Regions from separate parts of the Homo sapiens genome. Here all the other regions are linked to region 7. Evidence: chromatin contacts called from ENCODE Hi-C or POLR2A ChIA-PET data. All regions are on one chromosome and are shown on one strand. Each heading gives the region's core, a stretch centred on a gene start or an enhancer-like site at or near the end of the contact. The rest is flanking DNA. Distances are from core to core; before and after follow the strand shown. Region 1 holds the start of C2orf69 (chromosome 2 open reading frame 69). Region 2 overlaps SPATS2L (spermatogenesis associated serine rich 2 like). Region 3 holds the start of FTCDNL1 (formiminotransferase cyclodeaminase N-terminal like). Region 4 holds the start of SLC39A10 (solute carrier family 39 member 10). Region 5 holds the start of TYW5 (tRNA-yW synthesizing protein 5). Region 6 holds the start of SGO2 (shugoshin 2). Region 7 holds the start of MARS2 (methionyl-tRNA synthetase 2, mitochondrial).

Region 1 (4,003 bases), core at 1,090-3,589, 2.2 Mb after region 7:
CCAGTGTTGTTAGAAAAGTAGTGATTTACAAAATCGGTCTCCTAGAAGACAGAGGGGATGGAGACAGAAAACAGGTATTACAGTAATATCAAGGGGACCTGTGAGAAGGAATTGCAACGGCAATGACTTGCCATAAATGACATACATACCTCAGCTAATCAATTGAGAGCTGTTACTTTCTCTGGAGGTGTCTCCTACAGGGCTGTACAAATCCCTTGACTGTAAGGAAACATTTGTGCTTACTTTAGTCTGTTTCTTTACTCTACTCTTTAAATTCTTACTTGTATTTCTCAAAGACCTTAATTATCTTAGCGATACTGAGACAACTTTGTGGCATTTAATATTTGCTACAATTTTCCTTATAAAACACATTCTCCACTCTCTTCAATAAGAATAGATTTCATTAAGGCAGGGCATGGTGGCTCCTGCCTGTAATCCCAGCACTTTGGGAGGCCGAGGCGGGTAGATCACCTGAAGTAAGGAGTTCGCAACCAGCATGGTCAACATGGAGAAACCCTGTCTCTATTAAAAAAATACAAAAATTAGCCGGGCGTGGTGGCACATGCCTGTGATCTCAGCTACTAGGGAGGCTGAGGCAAGTGAATCGCTTGAATCTGGGGGGCAGAGATTGCAGTGAGCCGAGATTGTGCCACTGCACTCCAGCCTGGGTGACAAAGCAAGATCTTGTCTTAAAAAAATAAACTTAAAAATAAAAATAGATTTCATTATAAGGTCAAGCTAAAAACAAGACCACAAATCAAAAGCTGCATTTGCAATTCATGTACATGTTTGGACTTTTAGATAACATTTCAGCAATCCTCTATCTAACAATGGAAAGTAACATGTTTGCAATTGGCAAAACAGAGTGACGTCAGGTTGCCTAAATGTCATTATATACTAATTATTGTATAACTAACCTCTACTTGTTTTTAACCAGTTATTTTAGAAAGCGGCAGATTTCCTTAGTAATTAATTGAATAATTTTTGATTGATAACAATATTTTGATGTCAGATGGAATGCAACAATTTAGACCAGAGTAGGTTAGCATACTAAGTCACCAAGTCTATACATATATATAAATCATATTTTATCATTTGCTCATTTATGTTCCTACTCCAAGCCATTTGTTATTATTTGCATATGTAGACCAAAGAAAACAGTATGTGTGCTTAAATACACATATATAAACTCCGAACAATTATATATAAAGTGCTTAGATTTCTGGCCTATAGTAAACCCTCAACAAATGTTGGCTGTAGTTTTTTGTAATTTTCATTAATTATTCTCTTTACAGTGCTTTGTCTCACAAGTACTTGGATCTCATCCTCGCTCGCACACATTTCCCTGTTTTGTTTGTTTTTGGTTTATTTTTTGAGACAGGGTCTGCTTCTGTTGCCCAGGCTGGAGTGCAGTGGTGGGATCACAACTCATTGCAGCATACAACTCCTGGGCTCAAGCGATCCAATCTCCCATCTCAGCCCTCCCAGTAGCTTGGACTATAGGCATGCACCACCACGCCCGGCTAATTAAAAAAAAAAATTTAGTAGAGACAAGGCCTCCCTATGTTGCCCAGGCTGGTTTCAAACTGCTGGACTCAAGTGATCCTCCGCCTCGGCCTCCCACAGTGCTGGGAGTACAGGCCTGAGCATACATTTCGCCAAATCTTATTCCTACTCAACTGGCCACAGATAGTTGCTGGACACACATGACTTTCCTACACTGTTTAGTTTTTGAAAACCTCCAAATAGCAAAACACCAAGTAAAGCGTACTGCCTCGCCCCGTTTTTTTCCTGTCCTAGATCATGTACCCTGTTCCCAAACAGAGATGAATTAGCTTCATATCTAACCACAAATTCTCCATGAGCACAGAGATCTTCGTATATCTATAATAATTGTACTCAGGAAACTCAAGGTATGAGGAGAGAGATTCCCTTCCTTCGGGGCTTGTAGGAGACTTCCCACGGAATCTTCTTTGGGAATGTCTCCCTTTTAAGCCCTGAAAGACCAGATAAATCTCAGGTGAACCTAGAGAAACAGGGAGCTTCGTATACTCAAAAGTCTATACATTACGTATTATTGAACGGCGACCTGCGGCCGCCCCTGCTGCTGCGCATGCTCCATAACTGCCGCTTGCTATAGCTGGGAGTACTGTATTATCTCTTTGCTCTTCGCCGGCTCTTCCCCAGACTTCTGTTCGAACTTCCCGGCCGCGGCAGAACCCACCAATCACAAACGCCCTTCCTCAAGCCACGCCCACCGTCTTCTCCGGGATCCCAAGACCGATTTCGCCCACACCCCTCCCTTCCTTTCCTTACGCACGCTGCGCGCGGACGTCGGCCTCTGACGTCGTCGCCTCAGCGCCGGCTCCCGGCCGGGCCGCGGCCGCCGACCGTTGAGCCGCCGGCTGAGCCGCCTGCTGAAGTCCCTCCCTCAGGAACCCCTCCGCCACCCTCCACCTCCGAACCGCTCTCGCGGCGGCGACCCATGTGGGGGTTCAGGCTCCTGCGGTCGCCGCCGTTGCTGCTCCTGCTGCCGCAGCTCGGAATCGGAAACGCCTCGTCCTGCTCTCAGGCCAGAACCATGAACCCGGGCGGCAGCGGCGGCGCGCGATGCTCCCTCTCGGCCGAGGTGCGCCGCCGTCAGTGCCTGCAGCTTTCCACCGTGCCTGGAGCCGATCCGCAGCGCAGCAACGAATTGCTCCTGTTGGCGGCGGCCGGGGAGGGACTGGAGCGGCAGGACCTCCCCGGGGACCCAGCGAAGGAGGAGCCGCAGCCGCCGCCCCAGCATCACGTCCTCTATTTCCCTGGGGATGTGCAGGTAACTCGGGGCCTGCCTGGGTATCTGTTCCTTCCTCTCGTGTATACGTACGCGGTCACTGATTCTTCCCTCGTGGCTGCTGCCTGGTTCCTTTCCTTGCCTGAACACACCCACACATTCACTGAGGGTGGCTCTTCCTCTACTCCACGAAATCCAAAACCGTGCCTTCCACGCCCTTGGCGCCCTTTGTCCATAGAACCCCATGGGGAAGGTGTCCGACGAGGGCTACGATCTCGAAAGAGCCAGCTGTCGGTCCAGGTTTCCAAGAGGCGGAATTTGAGACAGGGAGTGACACGCATCTTGTATATTTATTCTATAATTTGGTTTCTCAGAGGACCGTGTGTGTGTGTTGGGCAGGGGACAGAGCGATGGCTTTCAAATTAAGTTAGCACGTAGTGTTTAGAAAACGGTGGCAGTAATTAAAAACCAAACAAACATTACAAAGGTATGACATCCAGTAACCCTAAAAAAGAGTGGGGATGGGTGGAAGAAAAGGGACAATAATTATTAAGCATGTCAATGTTTTGATGCTCACCTCTTTTGTACTTTTGCTTTTGCATGTTATGTTTATTATTTTATAGCTGCAGGTAAATATCCGTGGTTATGTTGCCCTGAAAACTGGGTCTTAATCTAACGTTGCATTATCTAATATGGTAGCCATTAGCCATATATGGCTATCTGAATTAATTAAAATTAAATAAAACTAAAAATCCAGTTATTCATATTAGCTGCATTTCAAGTGCTCAGTAGCTACAGATGGCTTGCGTGTGCTGTATTGGACAGCACAGATATATAGCATTATCATAGAAAATAATCCATCATCATAGAAAGTTCTAGACAGGTAAAGCTAGACTATAGCTAGGTATGTTTCTCTTTTTTGTTTTTTTGAGACGGAGTCTTGCTTAGTTGCCCAGGCTGGAGTGCAGTGGCGCAGTCTCGACTCACTGCAACCTCCGCCTCCCGGGCTCAAGTGATTCTCGTGCCTCAGCCTCCCGAGTAGCTGGGATTACAGGCATGCGCTACCACACTGAGCTAATTTTTGTATTTTTAGTAGAGATGGGGTTCCACCATGTTGGACAGGCTGGTCTCGAACTTCTGACTTCAAGTGATCTGCCCACCTTGGCCTCTGAAAGTGCTGGGATTATAGGTGTGAGCCACCGCGCCCGGCCTACATGTGTTTCTTAT
Region 2 (4,171 bases), core at 913-3,412, 2.7 Mb after region 7:
AGAATGAGACCACTCTAGTTGCCTCATGGGAAACTCGGGAAAAGACTGCAAAAACAACATTGTTTCTCCCTTTGGAATTCTGGAGTTATAAGGCAGAGGTCCCCCATCTTCCCGAACTGTAAGTGAATTCCCTCTCCATTATCCTCATTCAATGGCCAGCCAGCTTCTGCTTGAACAGATTCTGTGACAGGAGTCTCACTACCTCCCAGGACAGCTTCACCTGCCCTTTAATGACACCAAATGTAACAGGAATAAAGGGAAAGGAACATAAGGAGATAGTAAGTTAAGGAATGGATAAGAAAGAATGTGGCCCAGGAAAGGGTATTCCATGGTGGTTTGTCCTCACTGGGAAGTGGGGAGCAAAATTTAACGCACTGAGAAAATGTTGTTCCTCCCATTGATAATTTTCCTTCCCCCTTTGGCATTTTTGCCAAGCCAGCTTTACATCTACGATTCTAATTTTTGTGAATACTAAGATGTTGCAACTGGAATGAACCCTCTAAATAATTTTTAAGCTACATATTCCCTTAATTTGTATTGAACCAAAACAATGGCACCAGACTAGTGGAATGAGGACCAGCTTCGGAGTTAGTTTGAGAGGTTTCAGTCCCAGCCTTGCTGTTGACTAGCTCTGGGACCTGGGCCTTAACATATAAGCCTTAGTTCCCTCATCTCTAAAATGGAGATAATAATACCTACATGCAGATACATTGTGAGGTCTCAGTGAAATAGAATCATCCAGTGTGGTGCCTAAAGAGGGTTTTGTTTGGTTTGTTCACTGCTGTATCCCCAGCACCTAGGATGGTACCTGGCACAGAGCAGGTGCCCACTAAGTGCTAAAATGAATACTGAATGAATGAATGACTGTGGTCAGTAAATGATAGCTATTGCTAAAGGCATGGCAGAGCTGTCAGACACAAGAAGTGTTTGTAAAGCAAGAGGCTGATTATTCAGAGGCTTGAAGGATAATGCTTTGTCATAAGCTAAATTAATTTTTCCCCACCATACAGCATGGCTTTAGGATTCTTCAAAAACTAACTACGTTGGTCTGATGGTAGTGGGTTACCAGAACTTATTAACATTAGTGTCACTAAAGTTGGCATATAATCCCCCTGTGCTAAATTTGACTGCCTTAACAAAAAAAAAAAAAAAAAAAAAAGAACAAAACTGACTAATACTGTGACCATTAGAGTCTTTCCTCCATCCTTACCCTATGTTCTGTATGAAACATCTAGAGGGGTCGCATTCTGTCTAGTCAAGTATCATTCGAAAGCTTGGAACAAAAAATGAAACCAAGACTTAAAGACTGGCTGGTAGCCATTCAGAAATAGATACAAATGTAGATTAAGTTTTGAAGACATTTTTCTTTTCTAATACCTCCTCGCATTTTTAAGAGAAGCATTTAGTAAAACAAACAAGAGTGTCTTTTCAGTGTCTGGTTATCTCTTTTTCCAGACTGAGTTTGGTAAATTATGTAATATTTGGTGTTAGTCATCTCACAGGATGTAAAATCAGGTAAAAATAAAACCAAAAGGAATCTTAAATATAATTTATGAGTTACTTTCCTAGAGGTAAGTGTAACTCGCCTATATAATTTTATTTTTTTGGAGTCCTTTAATATTTGTTAGATTAAAGCATATATTTTTACAAAACTGAAAGTACTGAAAGTCAGCTTGCACCAATTTGAAGTTATTTTAAAAGATCCTGTTTTCAATTCAGTATTTCAAGAATAATAGAGAAAATGCATAAGGTCTAGATTCAGAACCATGTAACCAAAAATGACAGTGGGGTGGGAGGGAGAATTGGGCTGGGATAGGATGAGAAGGAACTTTCCCATTTACTAAAAGAAAAATGAAACAAGGATATTACCTCTAGCTGCATTACGAACAGAACAAATGTAAACCACACCATATAGACACCTTCTCAAATACTGCCTTCTGATGTCATCTCATTGCTTACTGCCTGCTAATCTTATCTCCCTGCAGGAGCCAATCTTAAATTTATACTGCATCATAATTAACTAAATACATTGCATCTAGCAGAGACAAATCGTGGCCTCCCAGTAAATATTTATTAACTGACTTTTGTGTGCTAAGCAGGTAGGTTTTATTTCTGGCTTTACACATTAGTCACTGTTTCTGCAAGCGAAGTTTCACTTTCGCTCTTCCTCATACCTGCAGTGCCATTCCGATCATTGCCAGTATTGCCTCAAAGTAGTGCAAAAGAGCACTCCCTCTCTGAAGCCCTCTTTGATTAAGCTCACCTAAACTAAAGCCATCTCATCCCTCCAGAAGCCACTTTATGTACATGGTTGTAGTCATTTCAGAATGATTTGTTGACCATTTTGTTACATTCTTATTTCTCTTGGTTTTGATCCCCCTGTGCATGGCAATATACACCCCCACCAAGAATAGGCATTGGGTCTCAGTTGTCACAGGGACACACACACACAGGCACCCTCTACATGTAGTGTCTGGCCCAGGAGGAGCACACTCAAAGGACATGTTCCACAGTTAGATAATGAAATTGTTAGCATTAGTAAGATAAAACAGACATTCCTAATTATTTGTCTCTACGAATCGGCCAAGAATGGGTATAAATGGAACCAAAGCTGTGAGAGATGGACCTATTTCACCAAACAAGTAATCAAAACCTAATATATTTACACCTCAAAATTGGTGTTAGGTAGATTGAATAACTATGAAAGTCTTCCAAAGGGAAATAATATATGGTATTATATTTAGCTGAGAGGCCTGTGCATTATTTGAGCCACTGTACTAAAAAAGTTTTGTTTCATTCAATCTTTAGAAAAATGATTTGGAAGAGATTAAACTATGTATTGCTAATGCTTGTACACCATTGGAAGCATCTGGTACTTTCTGAACTTCCCCCAGTGTGAGTTGAGCCATAGGGCAGGCTAGAGCTCCGTGCAAAGTAGAGAGGATGTGTGTCTGCACTCCATCCTTTTATGCTACAAACTAAGAGTGTGGCCAAGGCAGGCCATGAGGTGGTTTATGAAGCGTCCGTAAAGTGCATGTAGGTGCCAACAGCAATGAAAATCCCTCTCTGTGCTGGAGTTACGTGGGTATATAGGAGTGAGGCTAATGGTTAAATGTGTTTAGCATTGGGTGAAAATGAATTTTTTTTTCATACTCCATAGAAAAGGTTAACTTCAGTCTTTCTTTTTTGGACAAAAGTGTAGGCTTTGATCGAGAGGAACTAGAGAGCTATAGTCTAGTGACTTTATCCTGGGTATAAGGCTCTACAGTAAGAAGAAATAAAATCAGTAAAAGATGGTAGGCAAGTTACCAGGTTAAAGAGGGGATACATGAGGCCCAATAAGGATGATATAGAAGGTTTGGGTGCTTATGATTAGACCTTGACTCTGATAATGGCTAAAAGATATTGCAAGGTTGGAGGTATGCTGGGAGGAAGAGCAGAGTGGATTGGAAGGTGTGTGAAATGATGTGGCTAGAACAATATTGGACAATGCTGGGTTTTCTGTTTTTTGAGATAGGGTCTTACTCTGTCATCCAGGCTGGAGTGCCAGTGGCATGATCACAGCTCACTGCAGCCTCCACCTCCCGGGCTCAAGTGATCCTCCCACTTCAGCTTCCCTAGTAGCTGGGACTACAGGCACATGCAACCACACCTGGCTAATTTTAGTACTTTTAGTAGAGACAGGGTTTCACCGTGTTGCCCAGGCTGCTCTCGAACTCCTGGACTCGAAGGATCCTCCCACCTCAGCCTCCCAAAGTGCTGGGATTACAGGCATGAGTGACTGTGCCCAGCCTGACAGTGCTGGTTTTAAAAGGGTGGCATTTAAAGTGATAACTTAGTATGAGGGGTTAAAAACTGGAGAAAAAATTATTAAAAATTCATTGCAAGCAAGACAGGAAGAATAAAATGAGAGGACATTTATTCCTTTCTTTCCATGTGTCTTCATTGAACACTTAGCTTGTCAAAGGCATTGTATTTGGAACTTTGGAAGAGAGAAAGGCAAAGTGGAATTTATCAGAAGCAGTCTTTTTAAAAGGAAGGAATTCTTTTTGTAACGTATTAAATCTGTTAAAGTCATGTATATTTGAAGCACTTTAAAACTATTTATTAATTTCCCATTACAGCATATTTCAGGTGACAAATTTCTATTTTGTATTACAGCTGGAAATGG
Region 3 (3,948 bases), core at 490-2,989, 2.1 Mb after region 7:
GCCATGCCATGGACATTATACAAATAAATAAGGAAGCCATTTGGATGGTTTACATGACAATTGTCTAAGTTCCTCCTTGTTCCACCAAAGTTTCTAAATCAGTTTAAAGTCTTTTTACAAAATTCTGTAACTTGAAAGATGATACATATTCTGATACATATTATTCAATAATATCAAAAATGTGATTTTTGTTGAAAATTAATTATACAGGTTTTGGAGGTTGCTTTGATACTTTTTAGTACTCTAGAATAGCATTTTTGACACATCTTTCCATACTTCAAATGATATTCATGATCTAAAGGAATTAAAACATCTTAAAATAATAAGAAAATAATTTCCCTCTTCAAGTTCAGGACCTCATAACTTTGGTCTCTTTTAAATACCATAACTAAAAATAGATGAGGCCCTCATGAATTCATTCAACAAATATTTAATGAGGGTCTTTTTCTGACAGGTAATGTTCCCTGTGTGAGGGATACCAACCACTGTTCCCTGTGTGAGGGATACCAACCACAGTGGTCTAACTCTGAGACACGCGTTAAACTTTAGAGTTTAAGCTAAAAGTGCTCTGGTGCAAATAATGGTGCTCTCCCTCAATAAATCCACTGGCTTGTTCGCCAGGATCATTCGTTGGCCTAATCATCTTAACCTAGAGAGAGCTCAGGCTTCGTAGCTAGCTCAGGTTTGCAGGCAGGTTTTCATATCATGTCCATCATCTCATCACTGAAAATTCATAAAAATTCTGTCATTAGGTTTTTCTAGATATTAATAACATTGTTGTAATAAAGCAACCCAGACCTCTCGTTTCTATGTAAACAAAAAATTGCTTTACACAAGGGGTGTGGGCGTCTTCTGGTTTTCATTTGTTTTCAGTGTGTTTATGCAGCTTAATTGTCTCATCAGGCACTTTCCCAACATAATTATGCTTTTTAACAAATGGTGTTTATGGCAACCCCTAACAGTGCAAAAGAAAGGATTAGTTTCATCCTCTCATTCCACATTTTGATTCCCTGTGGACAGCTAAATCACACAAAGATGGTGTTAGAAAAATTCACCTTCACAGCGAAGCTGAAATGAGCGGCAGTACCAGGCTCAGAAAGTGACCCAAACGCAAGCCCCCCAAAACACTCTGTGTTTGGGACAGGGAGATCCTAGTCCTCCCAGCTCATCCTTCAATTACCATTGGATGACCTCTGGTGATAGATTAAACACTCGGCCGTCCCCCGCCCCCGCGCCTCCCCACCCGCGGAGAACCTAGCCTAGCAAGTGCAAAGTGCAGCAGTTCACCTGCCCCCTGCGCACGCACCCCACCGGCACTTGGAGGCCGCAAGGACGCTCGCCAGGCTGCCGCAACGCGTGCTGGGGCCAGAACCCCGCTGCTGGGATTCCCTGCGCGGTGCCGACTAGGTTCCTGGGTGGAGTGTCCCAGGACCACGTGGGCTGAAAGGGAACCCGAAGTGACTCCCGGCCTCCCCACAGGTCTCGCGGGACGCAGCAGCGGCGAGGGCGCGGGGTTGTGGCGCCTGGGAGCGAGGGGCAGCCGGCGGCTGCGCTGCCCCGGCCGAGCTCTCGAACCAGCGGCCGCGCCTGCCGCTCTGCGGTTTGGGAGGGGAGCGGACCTGCGAGCGCCGAAGGGCGGTGGGGCAGGGCGACCGCCCAGCCCAAGTCGCCGCCGCGCGTGGCCCGCGCGCAGCCTCCGCCGCCGCGCGTGGCCCGCGCGCAGCGTCTGCCGCCGGCTCCGCCTCCCGGACGCCCGGAGCGCGCCCCACCCCAGCCGCACACCGACCGGGCTGGCTCTGCCTCTCCCTCCCTGACCCGGCACCACGTGCCTGGCGTCCTTGAACGCTTCAGATTTTTATCAGTGTTGCCTTTTCGTTTGCTCTTCCGTATCGCCAGACCCTCCACAATTCTCTAGTCAATTAATGACTTTAAAGGGGCATTGGCATCTAATGATCAGGTCTTTGCCTATTGATCATGCACCAGCAGGGGGCTCTTCTCTCGTTTCCTTGGAAGGGACACACGCACTCACACACACCCTTCTGGTAAATCCCCTCCTGGAGGATTAGTGCCCCCCGTGACTGTGAACTGGACCCACCCCGGGACAAAAGCAGTCCTTGCGCATACCCATTTAGTCAAAGTTACAACGAATATGAATCAGGCTTCCGCATTTCCTTTTTTTCTAGGCCACTCAACCTTGAAAACACATTTCGCTTCCAAAAAATCAGGACCTGCTTTTTTTTTTTTCGTGTAGCAAGGATTAAATGTCACCATTTTGATCCAATTTTGTTCCTGTAGTGAAATAATCACTAAATAACTACTTTGACGGAATAAATTAATTTTTAAATCTATTTTTTATTTTCTAATTATAATTTTTAAACACAGATTTGAGGAAATTAACATTTATGTGGACATTTGGTTTCTAGCCTAATGTGGCATAAAAATAAGTAACATAATGAGTGTTAAAAAAAATCAGGTTCATGATGCTTCTCACATCATCATCATTGTACTTAGATGTCACAACAGTATTATGTGCGATTATGTCAGATCCAGCCTTCTCCATCTCGGAGTGTTGGCAGGTAGGAGGGTTGTTGGCAAGAGGAGGGGTGTTAACCTCAGGATCCTGGATCCATTCCAAGGCTGGTAATTACATTCTGCCAGCCAAAATTCATCCCATAATTTTAATTGGATAAATCCTTTCTGGCCTAAGCTACTGCTATGCCTGTCAAACTGTTGCCACATTTCACCCCAGAGGTGTCTGTGTTTTAGTTGCAAGAATCAGTCCCTTTGAGGTTGGCTTATCTGTTTAAATCCTCAAAATGCACTGGGATCCTATGGAATTAAATATATATTTAGGTATTTTTTTCTACTAAATCTGCATAGAAGTGCATAAAGTAGATACATACCCATGTTATTACCTAAAGACCAATACCTATCTAATGTCAGCATTCACTAGATAATTTTGAGAGCTTTTTAATCAGACCAATATTCCTAACTTTCTTCATCTTCTCTTTTGAGAGCTTTTTTGGCCTCTAGCTTTAGCTTCCGTTTTCCAAAAAAAGTAATGTGGTGTCCAAATGTTCCTTCCATGGTAGGGCAAAGAACCAGAATCCCCTGTATTTCACCTTTCCAAACAATCGGATAATGATACTACTTGCCAAATGAGACAGCGTAATAACATTACATCTAATCTTATAATATTTCTCCAGAGAAAACAGTGTGACACCTGGGGGCTTCATGGTTCTAGCTGTAGAAACTGCCAGAAGGAAAGCTTTTCCCCCCACAGCTCCTAATCCTCTCTTTCTCCCGAGAGACTGTTCCTTACGGAGCTACAGGCTATGGGGGCATTAAGTAAGATAACATTTCTGAAAGCATCCCTTTCTCCACTCTACTCACTTCAAACCCAAATGGAGAGAAAGCAGGGCCCCAGTGTTCTTTGTGGGGGGCAGCATCCGGCCCCTGCCTGAGGAGGGTAAGCATGTATTTTTGGAAAATACAAGGAGACACATACCAACCTGTCCCATGAGAAGTTTAGCGATACGATTGAAAGTATTATTTTGTTCTCTTCAAGAATGGAAAGTTACCATCGGTTACTTTAGGTGTACCGCATGTACTCCTGCCCATTTCACTACATAAAAGAGCTTTATGTCACATTTCTGTGTGCATCTTAAGTCTCTCATTTTTATTTAACTTAGCATTCTTTGGAGGGAGTCTTCCTACTTTTTGAATTAATGTATTATTCTGACTCCTTGATTCTTCTGCTAAATTCACCTTGTGGGCATTAGTTCTTTTGCTCATTATGGTTCCTGTCCAGAAAGATATAAGCCCTGGAATAGAGCAACTGAAACTCCCATGGGTCAGTTCTATCTACGACAACTGCTGTTCTGTAACACTCCCATTGGCTTCCTGTTAGACAAAGAGGACACTTTTCTTTACCCTTTGTTTTCGTTT
Region 4 (3,965 bases), core at 31-2,530, 2.0 Mb before region 7:
GAATGGGTTTGGAAATCCCAACTCTTTTCTCTACCTGCTCTGTGATACCAGGCAAGTTAAAGTCTTGTGTGCCTCAGTTTCCTACCTCACCGTGTTATGGTGATTAAATTAATATATATGTGGAGTACTTGACACACAGTCAAGCCTGCGATTACTGCTGTTCATGGTTTTATTTTCTCTACTAGACACCAGTAAGGCACCCCCAGAACTCGCTGTGTTAAGTAGATTCTGGTTGGATATAGAAACACAGGCACCCCAGGCGGAATGCAGATACGCCTCAACATGTGGATTAAGTAAGAGCCAGGAAGCAGAGTAATGAAGCAAAAATAAGACGTCCAGAGTCACCTTTTAAGAAAATGTGGGTTGGTGGTTGCTTAAGAGGGGAGGAGACAATTTAGATGGGATGTATGGCGTGAGCAAAGGGCAAGAATGAGCACGGTGTAGGCACAAGTCCATGGAACTGCTTGGCTGGATCGGGATTTTTTTGTCATAGAGTGTTAAGAAATAGTCGATCAGTTGAGGAGTAGAGGAGTGAAGACCTTGGAAAGTTGCCAAAAGCCTCGAGAATTTCTCTACATGTGTGACATGTTCTCAGGACTCAACTTTTTCTTTTAGGTTTGGAAGACCCGCAGTAAGTGTGCTTTAGAATTAAATGGGTGGGAAGGGGAGCTAGGCAAAACACCTCGCACTTAGCACTAAATAAAGTTCGCTGTTGCCCTAAGAGACTGAAAAGGTTACTTTAACAAAGGGGGCGGGGTTAACTTAACGTAGATGTTTAACTCGTATACAGATGAACATTCCAGTTGATCACTCTGAAGCTTTTTGGCTAAAGCGTTTGGGTTTAGAGCTTCCATTACTCATTCGCCTTGCCCAAGGCCTCAGCAACCGACGTTCGAAAGCCAGGAGAAAAGGCGAATGATAAAGGGCGCTCCACGCATGCGTTAAGAAGCCGCCCCAACTCCCCCGCGGCGTTCTTTCTTGGAACAAAACTAGCGCGGAGCCACGGAACTCCGCAGTTTGCGTAGACTTGAATTTCCTATTCCTCGGACGATCCATGTGGAATCCGTGAGTAGTGCGACTCCTTTACGCAACTGGCGTTATCCGAAGTGAATAGCTAGGTGGCGCGTGTACGCCCATAGCGTAGCACCCATAGGCGGACGGGGTGCGGCTGCGCAGGGAGCTGAGTGGACCTTGTACGCCGCAAGCGTAGCAGGGTGTCAGACGCGCCGGTTTCTGCGACGCAGTTAGCGCAGTCTGCTTTGGTGAATACACGATTTGGTGCAGCCGGGGTTTGGTACCGAGCGGAGAGGAGATGCACACGGCACTCGAGTGTGAGGTAACTATAAAACCCCGATTTGTTTACATTCCCTCCCCCAGAACCGGCCCCGTGCGCGGCGGAGACTGCGAGTCCCGGGACGGCGTGGGGGTAGAAAGGGAGAACAGAACCGGGGAGTCGGGGCTGGTTCCCTCGGGGATGCGGGCGCTGGGGTTCCCGCAGCTGCTGCAGTCGGCGGCGGCCAGCCGAAGCAGAGCGCGTGGTGGGCAGAGTGTTGGGCGCCGCGGCTCCTCGTGTGCGGTCTGGGCTGCTGCGGGCCGCGGGATCGGGAGCCGGCGGCATCCACTTCGCGTGCGGAGCCTCGCGCCCCCCTCACCTTCCTGTGGAGGTTGGCGGAGCCTCGCGGGCCGCGCCCGGGGTGGGGGAGTGACCGCTGGGCGGGTGGCGGCGGTTAGGGGGCTGCGCGCCGGCCGCGGATGGCGTCGCAGGCGCGGGCGGGCGAGGCTTTGGGGATCTGTAGGCAGGTCTTCGGGGGCTTGGCGACCAGCGCCCCGGTTTTTTCTTCTCCAGTCCTTCTCTCTGGTCTGTAATGGGGCGAGGGGACCCCGGGATGGAGCCTCGGCACCGCTGTTCCGGACCGAGGCTAACGGACGGCGGCGCCTCTGCTCCTACTAGTTTTCTCCCGGACCAACCGAAAAGCCGAGGCGGAGCGCGGGGGTGTGAAGATCTCGGCCTGCTGGGGGTCCCTGGAGCTGAGGGTGAGGGTGGGGCCGGGTCGGTGGGACAGGCCGGGTGGGCCGGAGGTGGCGCGGCCGCACGGCTTTGTTCCGGAAAGCCCTTAGGTGGAGAGCGATGTGGGGCGCGGCAGGGGGATCGCGTAGAGGAACCTTCGCGCACCGCCTCTCCGGGTCTGGGAATCTGCTGAACTCCTTGCCTCTCCTGGGGTCCCTCGAACGCCCCAGCTAAGAAGGGCGGGGGCCTTGCCAGGGCGCGAGCAACATGACGTTCAAGGTCTTCCTGTGGCTTCTGTAAAGAAATGTTCACGTGGGAGCCTGTCCACATGGGCTGTACTAAGGATCTGGCACGAGGAAGAAATATCACTGCAGAACCTGAAGCCCTCCGTTGGAAGGGTCGTTCACTCGAGTACCTATTCTAAGTAACAGTGACACAAAACACATGTTAGAAAAAAACAAAAAGTATGGTAGGTTATACTGTTTTTTAAAAGAAACTTTTATTTATGCCTTTTGCTGTTAAGTCCTCTAATTTTACATTGGAACTGAGTCATTCTTGGAGCAAAACTAGAATAGGTTTGTATTTGTTTTCTTTTTGGATGTGTATCTAAATTGTACATAATTAAGAAAAAGCAAGTAATGGAAAAGCTGGAGATGTAGAACTTAGTTCCTTCTAACTTAGTATGCAATTGAAAGCCTCAAGTCAAGACTCCTGTGTATTGTTTTGTATTAGGACTCTATTGTACAAATATTTGAGTACCTTAATATGAGTCAGTTACTTTTTCTAGATCTTGGATCCATGCCAGACAACGCACATTCTGCAGACACTGGTTACTCCAGTGGCTCCTTACTGGAAACATATAATATCAGTGATAAGTGCTGTGAAGAAAATAAAACAATGATGTGCTGGTATGGATTTTTAACTTTTTTATGTGATGAACCACAGAATGATGGTTTTAAATGTATGAAATACATAGAATTGCAACAGAAACCAGTTATGAAATAATGAAGATATTAAATATGACATCTATATTTTAGTAAAGCATTAGTGAGGACTGTAAATGATCTTTAAAGAATTTGGCTTAAATTTAATCTAAAATTGCTATCAGGTATTTCACATCGCTGTAATTTTTGCCTGCATTCGTAACTGAAGAGATAAGTAAATGTCAGAGGTTAAGATAAATCTTTTTCTTTTTTTACCTGTCCATATTTACAAACATTCTGCGTTCCGTACATAGACGCCTGGATAAGAACCCCTGTGCAAGAATGACTTTGGTGCTACTTTAAAAAAAGTGGTTGGGGAAGACCTCATAGGAAATGACATCAATAATAGATTGCATGATAACCTATACTAGTTCTTACTGTTACCAATTTAAATTCTAACTGCTTAAAAGCTAACACGGTCCTTCCCTTTTTTTGAGCACCTGATTTGAAGTACTTTGAGTAGGCCTCAAGTGTCGTATGCAAGTACTAATCTAGGGGGTGTGCCTTTTTCAAAAGTGATTTTTGGAGAAGATAGGATGTAGTATTATAGCAAGGAAAATTCAGCATCTGGGATGATCATTTCCTTCTGATTAGAGAAATTTACCTTGTTAATATTCTGTTCACCCAACCCTTCTACCCTCAGTGTTGACCAATACTGGAAAAAATTTAGGGCTTTGGAGTGAAATTTTAAAAGTTCAAAACCTTGATCTATTAATTAGTTTGCTTACCTTGAGGAAGTTGCTTATCTTAATCTTCTATTTGAACTTCAAGTACAAAAACCCTACTCACGGACTTAACTGTGACCATTAAATGAGATAACCAAAAGGCTGAAGATGATAGTGAGTTGATTTTACCTTTTTTCTACATACAGATGTTTCAGTTCTTTCATTAGTGGTTGAAGGTCTGCGTTCTTTTTCTCCCTCCACTCCCTCCTTGACTACCCCCAGAATGAGCTTTGATGGTCTCTACTGGGC
Region 5 (3,873 bases), core at 315-2,814, 2.3 Mb after region 7:
ACAACACTGCCCTTTAGGCAACTTACGTCTAGCACATTCTGAGATAGGGGGTGTCTAAGGACAGGGAGAGCAAGAACAACCCATCTAGTACAAGTCTCCAAACTAATAAAGGCTTGAATCCTCTCCCGTAGGTTGCTATCAAAAGAAAAACTTCATTCCTCCCGCATCCCCCCAACCCCGCCTTTTTTTTTTTTAAGCTAGGGTCTCACCCTCTCGCCCATGCTGGAGCAGTGGCAGGATCATGGATCACTGCAGCCTCGACCTCCCGGGCTCAAGCAGATCCTCCGACCTCAGCCTCCAGAGTAGCTGGGAATACAGGCGTGCGCCACCACGCCCGGCTAATTTTTGTATTTTTTGTACAGACGGGGATTCACCATATTGGCCAGGCTGGTCTTGAACTCCTGACCTCAAGTGATCCACCGACCTGGGCCTCCCAAAATGTTAGGATTACTGGCATGAACCACGGCGCCCAGCCCATCCGACTTTTGTAACACTCAGAATTGTAGTTTTGTTTGTTTGTTTGAGACCGAGTTTAGCTCTTGTTGCCCAGGCTGGAGTGCAGTGGCGCGATCTCGGCTCACTGCAACCTCCGCCTCCCGGGTTCAAGCGATTCTCCTGCCTCAGCCTCCCGAGTAGCTGGGATTACAGGTATGGGCCACCACCATGCCCGGCTAATTTTGTATTTTTAGTAGAGATGGGATTTCTACTGGCTGGTCTTGAACTCCTGACCTCCGGTGATCCGTCCGCCTCGGCCTCGCAAAGTGCTGGGATTACAGGCGTGAGCCACCGCGCCCGGCCCCAGAACTGTAATTCTATGACCACCCTTATAAATGTAAATATCAGGTAAGAAAATTGCTGGGTATTTTTCCTACCATAAACTGACTTACTGTAATCCTGTGGATTTTTCCTTTTAATACCTTGTTTTTCTTAGGTCTGGACTCCCTTGAAAAGCACTGCAAGTAAAAGCACTTTTTGTTTCCCTAATATTTCTCTATGAGTTTTCTTTTAAAGACCTAAGGTTCTAACTACAGGTATAAAAGACTCCAATGTCGGAACTAGAACCTAAGTAAGTTAGAATTCAAGACGAGTAGGAGTTTTCCGGGGGAATCCCATTGCTTTCCTTTTTGGCTCAGTGGAGTGAAAAGTTGTGCCTTCAAATCCATTAATTCGGAGCAGACTGACAGATGCGGAGTAAAGAGTTTAGGCAAAATACCTCTCGCACTCAGCTCTCCGCCATCATCTTGCTCCCCAGAAACATGGGACTTTCTCCGGAAATTTCAATAGAGGAGCCAGTCGGCGTCCCCCGTGCACCTTTCCCTTGGTCTAAGGGCCAACCAGTGATCTGCTGCCGTCCTGCGCCTCTTTCCCACACCCTGGGTCTCTAAAAACCAGTTCCCAGCTGTCCGAAAGGTAAAGACGTGTCTCTCGCTGGTTTCTCGAGGTTCTGCCCCGCGCGAGGGCCTCACCTGTGGGTAGAGGTGCTGCATGAACTGCTCCCGAGAAACGCCCTCCAGCCGGGGTACCGGGAGGTGCTGCCCGGCCATGGTTGCTCACGCCTGCCCTCTTCCAGGTCTTCGGAACTTCGGCTCTAAAGCGTTCCTCAGCGCCATCCGCCCGGAAACACGAGCGACAGAGAAAAGGTCCGCGAGGCCGGCAGACTCCAGAGTGGCTGGGTCCGAGCGCGGGGCGGGTTGCCGAAGGGCCTCGGCCTGGGCTGCGTGCTGGAGAGCGGGGACGGGGCCGACTCACCAGAGGCTGCAGCAACAGGTCCACTTTGCTCTCCAGTCTCTTTCTCCGACACCGCTGAGGCGGTTTCCCACCGACTTCCTTTCCATACAGCACCGGCAGGCACCGGTGTGAAGGGTCATAAAAATGGCGCTGGCCGCTCGTTTGCTACCCCAGTTCCTGCACTCTCGGTCGCTGCCCTGCGGGGCCGTCCGACTCCGGACTCCTGCTGTGGCCGAGGTGAGGCTGCCGTCGGCCACACTTTGCTACTTCTGCCGCTGTCGCCTCGGCTTGGGAGCGGCGTTATTTCCACGAAGCGCTAGGGCCTTGGCAGCCTCGGCGCTACCTGCCCAGGGCTCCCGGTGGCCAGTGCTCAGCAGCCCGGGACTCCCCGCAGCCTTCGCTTCTTTCCCTGCCTGCCCTCAGCGCAGCTACAGCACGGAGGAGAAGCCCCAGCAGCACCAGAAAACCAAGATGATCGTCCTGGGATTCTCCAACCCCATCAACTGGGTTAGGACTCGAATTAAGGCCTTCCTTATCTGGGCCTATTTCGACAAAGAGTTCAGCATCACAGAGTTCTCCGAGGGAGCGAAGCAGGTTTGTTTATTTCCCTGATTGACCTATCCGTCTCTAATGAGTTCAACTATTGCTCGCAGAAGTGCTTAGCAGTGAGTTTTCTTCACTGGGATACAAGTGATCAAACGTGATTAGTGGCCCAGACATAGAGCCTTCCAGCCATTGCTTGACTTAAAGTAAGCTTCTGGGCCGGGAATGGTGGTACACGCCTGTAGTCTCAGCTACTTGGGAGGCTGAAGGGGAGGATCGCTTGAACCCAGGAGTTGGACGTTGTAGTGAGCTGTGATCGTGCCATTGCACTCCAGCCTGGGATACAGAGCCAGGCCCTGTCTCAGAAAGAAAAAGCTATATGGCTCATCTTGTCTGAACATAATTTTCAAATTTACAAAGTGGGCAAGACAATGCCTGGCACATAGTAGGCACTCCATGAATGTTTGCTGAATACATTAATAAATGGGTAAGATTGAAGAATAATTGAGATAACATTTCCAAAGTGCTGTAATGTCACCTTGGGTAGAAGAGCAGAACTTCCTGCCAGCTATTAGACAGAGCCGACCAATACACCACCCCATACTCCGTAAAGATTAAACTGGAGATGAGCAATTTTACCCTTTCAAAGGATTTGCTGAGACTGCCTGGTGGCTAAGTGCACAGCACCCTGCACACAGAAAATATTTAGCCTTTAGAGATTCTTATCCCTGACTTTGTTAGTTACGTACCTGTTTCTGAATGGCTGATTATACCTTGCCTTACCCTTGTGACATATGGTCACTTGGGTCCTGAGATTATTTGTAGATTTTGTGGGTACATGCTTTTTTTTTTTTTTTTTGGACTCCTTTACAGATTGTATCGTTCCCAAACATTGCAGAACTGCTGATAACAATAGAAGTCGGCCAGGCATGGCGGCTCACGCCTGTAATCCCAGTACTTTGGGAGGCCGAGGCAGGTGGATCACAAGGTCAGGAGTTCGAGACCAGCCTGGCCAATATGGTGAAACAGTGTCTCTTCTAAAAATACAAAAATTAGGCGTGGCGAGCCCCTGTAGTCCCACCTACTCTGGAGGCTGAGGCAGGAGAATTGCATGAACCCGGGAGGTGGAGGTTGCAGTGAACCAAGATTGCGCCACTGCACTCCAGCCTGGGTGACAGAGCGAGACTCCGTCTCAAAAAACAAAAACAAACAAAAAAACCACAATAGAAGTCAGAAAGTTTATTTCCCGCTTCATACCTCCATATGCCTTAAAACCATGCTATTGGTGTAATCATTTTACAGTATTGGTTGTATACTGGTATTGATATTTTACTCCAAATTTATTTCAGATTCTTTCCATAATCATGGCCATTTGTATTTATAAGACCAATCAGTTGTAAATCAAATGTTTTCAACTTTGTTTAATAAGTGTCAGTATTAACTCCTGCTGCCTGCTTCTCTGAGTCAACTCTTGACTACTATATATATTTATATAAAAAAAGTCAAAGAACAAACTTGATTAAGATGCTTAACTCAGCATTATAATTGATAAACCTCTGCTCTTGTCAGTTCTCAAAGTCTTTTGTCCATGCAGTGGTAAGT
Region 6 (4,077 bases), core at 1,319-3,818, 2.8 Mb after region 7:
CCCCTTATTTTCCAAGCCTGTATCTCTATCCTACCCAGAAATGCTTTAACCCACCCAATATTCTTTTCTGCTTCTATCAGCCTGGGTTAATTTTCCTTGGTGCAATTCATCCTGCCAGACTGGTACAGATGATCAGGTCAGATGGTTTCATAAGATGTAAGTACACTCCTTCTACTTTGTTTTATTGCTTTATTGATTTGCAGTGTTCTTTACTTGGCTCCTGCTCAGGGACTGTTCTTGGATGATTTTTGTTTTAGTAATGCCGATATGTTAAAGAGGGTTTTTCTGGTTTTTGTTTTATGGCAATTACACTTTCTCTCTTTCCTTTCCTTCCCATCCCTTTTTTGGTGTGAGTGATTGTGTCTTAGGACAATCAAATTTTAATTGACTGGAATCTATGCTTAGGTAGAGAAAATCAGGCAACTAACAAGTATAAGAATAAAGGAAAACAGATGGAGAGGAACAAAATCAGTGCCCAGTGCAGGAGAGTATCACAACAGGTCTGTGAGCTCATTTAATGTAACTAGTTTCTTTTACAGATAAAATACTTGAAACAAGGAACACACAGCTAATGGCTCAGCCACAACTATAATAACTGCATCTCCAGACTTCTCATCCAGGGCTCCTGCCTCTATCCATTATACCAAGAGGCAAAAGGCAAATAACTAAAAAGCAAGCTGAGATCACGTTAAATTTAACCCGACTAATTATACTTTTAGGTTTATGGTTGTATATGATACTAATTTACATTTTCAAGAGGTTTTACAATTTACAAAGCAGTTAAATCCTTTCAACTGCTCTGAGATAAGGTAGCACTTTTTTTTTTTTTTTTTTTTTTTTTTTTTTTGAGACGGAGTCTTGCTCTGTCGCCCAGGCTGGAGTGCGGTGGCGCGATCTCGGCTCACTGCAAGCTCCGCCTCCCGGGTTCACGCCATTCTCCTGCCTCAGCCTCCGGAGTAGCTGGGACTACAGGCGCCCGCCACCACGCCCGGCTAATTTTTTGTATTTTTAGCAGAGACGGGGTTTCACTGTGTTAGCCAGGATGGTCTCGCTCTCCTGACCTCGTGATCCGCCCGCCTCGGCCTTCCAAAGTGCTGGCATTACAGGCGTGAGCCACCGCGCCCGGCTAGCACTTTTTTTTTTAAAGAGGTCTTGGTATTCATGTCTTGATAAATGTTTTAGCATCTCTTCTACCTCTGATTTTCCTGTCTCCCTTTTCTATTTGTTTTGGTTTTGAAGCTGTAACTACAAAATGTGTCCATTGGGAAGAGAGCAATATTAATGTATTTGAACAAAAGGGCCCATTGATTGAAACCATCATAAAAATATATGGGATGCTGTTTAACTCCATTTTACAAATAAGGAAACAGAAGCCCAGAGAGATTAAGTAGTTTGGCCAAGATTAAATAACCATTAAATGGCACAGTCACTACAAGGTTCATTTAAAAAAACATATAACATACATTGAGCATTTAATGTGTCAGGCTGGGTAAACAAGATATAGTGCTAGTTAACTCCTAGGTAAGCATAAATTTCTATAACCAGTATATTACTTTGTAAACCACTGTCTTCTGGAATTTTAGCAGCTGGACAATCAGTAAATACTTTTCTACTTACACAAGATTCATGTAACCAGATCTGTTTGGAGACTGATCGTGATTTATATTAGACTAAAAGATCTTAACTCAAAAGCATGTTTTGCATCATTTGTCTAGATTCTTTAAAGTAAAAATGGAAAGCTGTAATTCTCAAATGTCTTCGAATGAACAAAAAATTGACAAGAATATGAAGCTGACTGCATTACTGTATCATCAATTATTGGAACCTTGATTTAACAAGCTATTTTCATTTTCAGTCCAATGGCATACAAAGAGGAAATTTTATTCTTTGTAGTTTCTCCAAATTCTTTGTAAAAATTATGAAAGTAATTTGCGAAAAATAAGCGAATTGACATGGAATATAAGGTGAATAATACATTTTTAAAATGTAGTTGTGTATAATGGAAAACGTCATTCTTGTATATTCAGCTAAAACAGACCATTAGTGCAAGACCTAAATATTAATGAGATCCGGGGTTTGCAACGAAATGTCATTGCTGCTTTTCCCCCAGAAAGTTAAAAGAAAAACGGGGAGAGCTTTTAAGTGAAAACTAAATGTGCTGGCGTCACACTTGGAAATGCAAGGATGCAGAAGAAATGGTAAGATGTGGGTGGGTAGTATCCCAGTAAACAACATAAACCTTCTAACAGACTTGAGGTGGCTGTCAAGCCTTTCAGACATGTGATTGATAATGAATGTCAGAGGAGAGTTTCCTTTTCCATCAACGCTTCAGGAGACAGCGGACCGCCACCAACACAGGGCGGAAGAGCACCCCTGTCACGCAGACTGTGCCGCCCCCGGCTCGCCTGGGCACGCCCCTTCCTGCCCTAGCAGCGGCGTCCCGCCCTTTCCGCCTTTCACTTCCTAGTAACCGCCCTCCCTTGCTCCATCTTCGCAGGACCCGATTGGCTGATGGGGCAACCGCCAACGGCTGTGGCGTTTAAACCCAAGCCGCAGCCGCTGCTGCTCGCCGAGCTCCCGGAGCTGGGTGGGGGTGCCCCACGCTGAAAGAGAGGTAAGTTAGTGGCCTGCGGCAGTTGACGTGACCGCCCTCTCCCTGTCGGGATCGGTGTCGTTCTTGAGTCGGTTCTCTAGGCGCTGTCCGCCTCGGTCTCCGGCTCGTCTTCCGCCCTCTGTCCTCCGGGATCCGGGACGGCGGCCCCTCTCCGGCTACGAGGGGTTCGTTGACGGAGTCCTGTTTTGGCTTTGAGTCGCTGCCTCTTGTTTCTGAGATTTGAGCGTCCGGCAGGGCGAGCGGGGAGAGCCACCAGTTAGGTCAGCTACTTAAGGGAAGATATTTCTGTCTCTGGGACTGCTCTACTCCCTTGAACAGTTTCTAGGGCATTGTGAGCGCTCAGTACGTGTCTGCGGAATGAATGTTAGGGACTGCGTGCCAAAGTTCTCGAAGGAGCCCTCTCGTTTGGAGAGGCTGGCTGAAGGCGAAGGGGTGATGGAAGACTAGGGAGAACTTGGAACTTAGAACTTGAGCTGCTTGATGTACAGGTAGGATTTCAGTAGAGAATAGGGACAATGATTTTTTAGATGAGGTATCCAATTCAGGAGAATTGGATGTGGAACTGAGTATTTCGTATTTAGAGATAGTCGAGATGCTGGCCGGACAAGTGTCACAGAGTGCTGGTATTGAGTGCTGATAGTTTACCAGGTCCCGTACTAGACACTGTACATACATTGGCTCATTTAGTCCCTACAAGGAGATGCCCTTATTTTTTATGGTTTTATAAATCTGGAAATTGAGACGAAGAGGTGTTGAGATCACATAGCTATGAAACGTTGGAACTGGAGCTCCAACACAGTTGTAATCACTATCATAATGTCTCAGTGTCTATATGGTAAATCACCCTGGAACAGTACCCCAAATGCCTGGTTCTGGCTCCTAAAGTTTCCCTTGGTGAGGTCATTGATGTAGGGGGTTGCAGGGCAGTGTCAAGGAACACTCCCAGATTTCTGGCATGAGGATTTGAATAGGCGATTGACAGTGTCGTTTATTAAATTAAGGAATTGTGTCAGAACCAGCTTATTGGGGAGGGCAGTCCAGCTGTGGTTTCCTAATTAGTAAAGTGAGATTTGATATTCCAGACTGGATTTTTTGGGAGATGAACTAGATTTCTATGTTAGGATCCCTTTCAGGTGTGTGAGATGCAACAGTTTGTGGGGAGTTTCTGTGTTCTACTGTCTTTGAGATAGATAGTGATCTTTGATTTTAAAGTTTCTTCCTGGCAAAACGTTTAAAAGAACTGTTGAGCCTTAATCTTGAAAGGTTTCTGGTTCAACTTATTCCCCATTGCAGAAATTTCTTCTAAAACCATCTTTCCGTTATTTGCTTGACACCTCCCAACATCTGCTTAACACTTTCAAAGGAGACCCATTCCAAGAGTGGGCGGTTTTTCTATTGGAAAGTTCTTCCATTCATTCATAGTCACTTCTTCCACAAATGTTTATCCAGCAGCTGCTATGTGG
Region 7 (3,778 bases), core at 1,239-3,738:
ACTGTTGATGGGCATTTAGGGAAGATTCCATGTCTTTGCTATTGTGAACAGTGCTGCAATAAACATGGGAGTGCGTTTTTTTTTTACAGTAGAATGATTTATATTCCTTTGGATATATACTCAATAATGAGATTGCTAAGTCAAATCATAATTATGCTTTGTGTTCTTTGAGAAATCACCAAACTGCTTTCTATAATGGCTGAAGTAATTTACATTCCCACCAGCAGTGTATGTGTTGCTTTTCTCTGCAACCTTGCCAGCATCTGTTGTTTTTTGACTTTTTAATAATATTCATTCTGACTGGTGTGAGATGGTATCTAAATGTGGTTTTGATTTGCATTTCTGTAATGACGAGTGATGTTAAGCATTTTTTATATGCTTGTTGGCCGCATGTCTATCTTCTTTTGAGAAGTGTCTGTTTATGTCCTTTGCCTTTTTAATGAGGTTTTTTGCTTATTGATTTTTAAAATTCCTTATAGATTCTGGATATTAGACCTTTCTTGGATTCATAGTTTGAAAATATTTTCTCCCATTCTGTAGATTGTCTGCTTACTCTGTTGATAGTTTATTTTGTGGTGCGGAAACTCTTTAATTAGGTCCCATTTGTCAATTTTTGTTTTTGTTGCAATTGCTTTTGGCATCCTCATGATGAAATCTTTGTCAGGTCCTATGTCCAGAATGGTATTTCCCAGGTTACCTTCTAAGGTTTTTAGTTTTAGGTTTTACATTTAAGTCTTTAATCCATTTTGAGTTGAGTTTTGTATATGGTATAGGAAGGGGGTCCTGTTTCATCTGTATATGGCTAGCTAGTTATCCAAGCACCATTTATTGAATAGGGAGTCTTTTGCCCATTGCTTGTTTTTATCAACTTTGTTGAAGACCAGATGGTTGTAGGTCATTCTTAAACTGCTGGATTAAATAAGAGCACATCAACTGAGTATCCAAAGTTATTTTTTATATCTCTTATACAGAATTCGATTGGTCCACCTTTCATCATATCACTAGAGAAATCAGATCCAAGTTACCATATGTGTTCAGTCAAAGGTTATTATACAGCAGTCAAAATGAATGAATTACATGCAACATGTATTAAGAACATATGAATGCAGTTACATGCAACAACATGGATTAATATAGCAACAAAATGTTGAATAAAAAGGCAAGTTGAAGACTACATGTAGTATTATATCCTTTTTAGAATATTTAAATGCAAGCAAAATTAAACAATGTTACTTAGACATACTTTGTATGTGATCACACAAATGTGCAAGAACAAAATTCAGGACAATGACTACCTCAGGGAGGACAGTACGAGAAGAAAAGGAGCACACAGATCTAAATCACTGGTAATTTTCTAGTTCAGTGTTTCTCAAACTTTAATGTGCATCAGAATCACCTTAAAATCTAAATTACTGGGCCCTACCCTCAGAGTTTTCTGGTTCAGTATGTGGGGGATGGGGCCTAAGAATATACATATCGAACGAAGTTCCAGGTGCTGCCAGTTCTGCTGCTCTGGGGACCACACTCTGAAACCACTTGTAGTTCTTAGATTGGGTTGTAGGTTCATAGCTGCTCCATTTTATTATTAAATGTATATGCTACTTAAATTAAATTAAAAAAAAAAGATCAAAGATGAGAGTGTGTTATGAACTAGGGATTAACATTAATTCAATTCTGGGCTCCTGAGGTTTCCTCCCCTAAAAAAAATTCTAAGGTTCCATTACTAAAAGCAAACTTGAGAAACACTATTTTAAAAGAACTTCAAGACCATTAAAAAAATTAACTTTTTGAGAAATAAATTTGAAAATTATTCTTTATATGCACAGTGACAGCATATTGCACTCTACTTTCCTGGATCTCAATAAACTTTGGCAAGAACTTGGCAGATCACAAATCTACTTTTGTTGATTCAACAAAAACTGTTTAAAGACTTCTCTTCCATTCTCAGTTCTTATCCTTCTCTCAAAATGCTGTAGGTAATGATTTTTCATCTTTTTTCTCTCTCCCTCCCTTACAGATTGATTTAGGCTCTGAGATAAAATTTAGGTGACATTTTAGATATCGACAGGGCATGTGCAGAGCAATACTCTGTCTTGCAGTATGCCAGCCACGGACGGGGTTTAGACAAACGGCTGAATATAAAACTCTTGCCTACAAGCAGCTCAGCCTAGAGGGGGAAACAGATTCATAAATATAAAATTACAATCCAAAGCAGGAAACACAGTATGTTATACGAAGGCAAAGAGGTTCGTCTTCTTTCATAGCCTCTCCTAAACCCGGCAACTCTGAGCTGTTTTTCTGGCAAGCCGCCGTCCATTGGCGGCCTCTGGCGCCGCGGCTTTCGGCGTGCGGACGGCGCAGGCGCGGGCGGGGCGGGGCCGGGCGGGGAGGGCGGTGAGGGCCGGCGCTCGGGGCCGCGTTTCATTGGCTTTCCGGCCGGAAGCTGCGGCGCGACCCGGCTGCGCATGCGCCTCTCACACGTGCTGTCAGAACGCCGCCTCCTCCGCTTGCGGCCGGTCTGCACCATGCTGCGAACGTCCGTCCTCCGCCTGCTAGGACGCACGGGGGCTAGTAGGCTGTCTCTCCTGGAGGACTTCGGCCCACGCTACTACAGTTCGGGCTCCCTCAGTGCCGGCGATGATGCTTGTGATGTGCGCGCCTACTTCACTACACCCATTTTCTACGTGAACGCGGCGCCGCACATCGGGCACCTGTACTCGGCACTACTGGCGGACGCCCTATGCCGCCACCGTCGCCTCCGAGGTCCCAGCACGGCCGCCACGCGATTCTCCACTGGTACCGACGAGCACGGGCTGAAGATTCAGCAGGCAGCAGCTACCGCGGGCCTGGCCCCGACCGAGCTGTGCGACCGAGTCTCTGAGCAGTTCCAGCAGCTTTTCCAGGAGGCCGGTATCTCCTGCACAGATTTCATCCGCACCACGGAGGCCCGGCACCGGGTGGCTGTGCAGCACTTCTGGGGGGTGCTTAAGTCCCGCGGTCTGCTCTACAAGGGCGTCTATGAAGGTTGGTATTGCGCTTCCGACGAGTGCTTCCTGCCTGAGGCCAAGGTCACCCAGCAGCCGGGCCCATCGGGGGATTCGTTTCCTGTATCTCTCGAGAGCGGGCATCCAGTCTCCTGGACCAAGGAAGAAAACTACATTTTCAGGCTTTCCCAGTTCCGGAAGCCACTCCAGCGGTGGCTGCGGGGCAACCCTCAGGCGATCACCCCCGAACCATTTCATCACGTAGTTCTTCAGTGGCTGGACGAGGAGCTGCCCGACCTGTCCGTGTCTCGCAGAAGTAGCCACTTGCACTGGGGCATTCCGGTGCCCGGGGATGATTCGCAGACCATCTATGTATGGCTGGATGCCCTGGTCAACTACCTCACTGTAATTGGCTACCCAAATGCTGAGTTCAAATCTTGGTGGCCGGCCACCTCTCATATCATAGGTAAGGACATTCTCAAATTCCATGCCATCTATTGGCCTGCCTTCCTGTTAGGGGCCGGCATGAGCCCGCCACAGCGCATCTGTGTCCATTCCCACTGGACAGTCTGTGGCCAAAAGATGTCCAAGAGCTTGGGCAACGTGGTGGATCCTAGGACTTGCCTTAACCGCTATACCGTGGATGGCTTCCGCTACTTTCTCCTTCGGCAGGGCGTCCCCAACTGGGACTGTGACTACTATGATGAAAAGGTGGTTAAGTTGCTGAACTCCGAGCTGGCAGATGCCTTGGGAGGTCTCTTGAACCGATGCACTGCCAAAAGAATAAATCCTTC

The links. Hi-C counts contacts between places; a loop is a spot of excess contacts on that map. ChIA-PET counts read pairs that join two places held with the same protein, here RNA polymerase II (POLR2A). Pooled maps may share reads with other maps.
Region 1: a map of CD8-positive, alpha-beta T cell shows a loop between it and region 7 (6-fold over the local background). The contact joins the promoter of C2orf69 here to the promoter of MARS2 in region 7. A Hi-C loop is called at or near these places in 2 of 168 maps with a recorded cell type or tissue (CD4-positive, alpha-beta memory T cell and CD8-positive, alpha-beta T cell), 3 of 37 single-sample maps with no recorded cell type and 16 of 50 pooled maps.
Region 2: a loop to region 7 is called in a pooled map, with 4 times the contacts of the local background. The contact joins the enhancer-like site here to the promoter of MARS2 in region 7. A Hi-C loop is called at or near these places in 5 of 50 pooled maps. POLR2A ChIA-PET finds 5 or more read pairs at or near these places in 2 of 52 experiments (GM10248 and endothelial cell of umbilical vein).
Region 3: a loop to region 7 is called in a map of naive thymus-derived CD4-positive, alpha-beta T cell, with 6 times the contacts of the local background. The contact joins the promoter of FTCDNL1 here to the promoter of MARS2 in region 7. A Hi-C loop is called at or near these places in 1 of 168 maps with a recorded cell type or tissue (naive thymus-derived CD4-positive, alpha-beta T cell), 1 of 37 single-sample maps with no recorded cell type and 6 of 50 pooled maps.
Region 4: a loop to region 7 is called in a map of B cell, with 8 times the contacts of the local background. The contact joins the promoter of SLC39A10 here to the promoter of MARS2 in region 7. A Hi-C loop is called at or near these places in 2 of 168 maps with a recorded cell type or tissue (B cell and CD8-positive, alpha-beta T cell), 1 of 37 single-sample maps with no recorded cell type and 9 of 50 pooled maps.
Region 5: a map of CD4-positive, alpha-beta T cell shows a loop between it and region 7 (5-fold over the local background). The contact joins the promoter of TYW5 here to the promoter of MARS2 in region 7. A Hi-C loop is called at or near these places in 1 of 168 maps with a recorded cell type or tissue (CD4-positive, alpha-beta T cell), 1 of 37 single-sample maps with no recorded cell type and 7 of 50 pooled maps.
Region 6: a map of CD4-positive, alpha-beta T cell shows a loop between it and region 7 (6-fold over the local background). The contact joins the promoter of SGO2 here to the promoter of MARS2 in region 7. A Hi-C loop is called at or near these places in 3 of 168 maps with a recorded cell type or tissue (CD4-positive, alpha-beta T cell, CD4-positive, alpha-beta memory T cell and naive thymus-derived CD4-positive, alpha-beta T cell) and 11 of 50 pooled maps.

What each region holds. Positions count from the first base shown.
Region 1 is chr2:199,908,954-199,912,956 of GRCh38, forward strand. C2orf69 (chromosome 2 open reading frame 69) reads left to right here and starts at 2,340. Exons shown (of 2, transcript NM_153689.6): 1 at 2,340-2,818. The coding sequence starts at 2,486. It overlaps LOC101927687 (a long non-coding RNA gene), which reads right to left and starts at 2,193. Exons shown (of 4, transcript XR_923766.4): 1 at 2,072-2,193; 2 at 150-219. RefSeq lists an enhancer at 2,472-2,661.
Region 2 is chr2:200,372,134-200,376,304 of GRCh38, forward strand. All of the region lies in intron 2 of SPATS2L (spermatogenesis associated serine rich 2 like), which reads left to right. It also overlaps the pseudogene RNY4P34. Among named protein-coding and RNA genes, the nearest start is that of SPATS2L, 68 kb to the left of the region's middle. RefSeq lists an enhancer at 1,995-2,044. Within about 2 kb of position 2,163, at least 3 of the 41 ENCODE cell types and tissues checked have a DNase peak (open chromatin) inside an H3K27ac peak, as active enhancers do.
Region 3 is chr2:199,849,453-199,853,400 of GRCh38, forward strand. It overlaps FTCDNL1 (formiminotransferase cyclodeaminase N-terminal like), which reads right to left and starts at 1,740. Exons shown (of 5, transcript NM_001363886.2): 1 at 1,288-1,740. RefSeq lists a silencer at 1,521-1,800 and an enhancer at 1,632-2,206.
Region 4 is chr2:195,655,946-195,659,910 of GRCh38, forward strand. It overlaps SLC39A10 (solute carrier family 39 member 10), which reads left to right and starts at 1,281. Exons shown (of 10, transcript NM_020342.3): 1 at 1,281-1,336. RefSeq lists silencers at 1,550-1,599, 1,630-1,749, 1,950-2,049.
Region 5 is chr2:199,953,927-199,957,799 of GRCh38, forward strand. It overlaps TYW5 (tRNA-yW synthesizing protein 5), which reads right to left and starts at 1,565. Exons shown (of 8, transcript NM_001039693.3): 1 at 1,467-1,565. The coding sequence starts at 1,544. It overlaps MAIP1 (matrix AAA peptidase interacting protein 1), which reads left to right and starts at 1,656. Exons shown (of 5, transcript NM_001394955.1): 1 at 1,656-2,322. The coding sequence starts at 1,873. RefSeq lists enhancers at 1,209-2,408, 1,519-1,638, 1,809-1,968, 1,989-2,088.
Region 6 is chr2:200,523,639-200,527,715 of GRCh38, forward strand. It overlaps SGO2 (shugoshin 2), which reads left to right and starts at 2,569. Exons shown (of 9, transcript NM_152524.6): 1 at 2,569-2,614. RefSeq lists a silencer at 2,438-2,487.
Region 7 is chr2:197,702,881-197,706,658 of GRCh38, forward strand. It overlaps MARS2 (methionyl-tRNA synthetase 2, mitochondrial), which reads left to right and starts at 2,489. Exons shown (of 1, transcript NM_138395.4): 1 at 2,489-3,778. The coding sequence starts at 2,526. RefSeq lists a silencer at 2,303-2,542 and enhancers at 2,683-2,732, 2,773-2,892.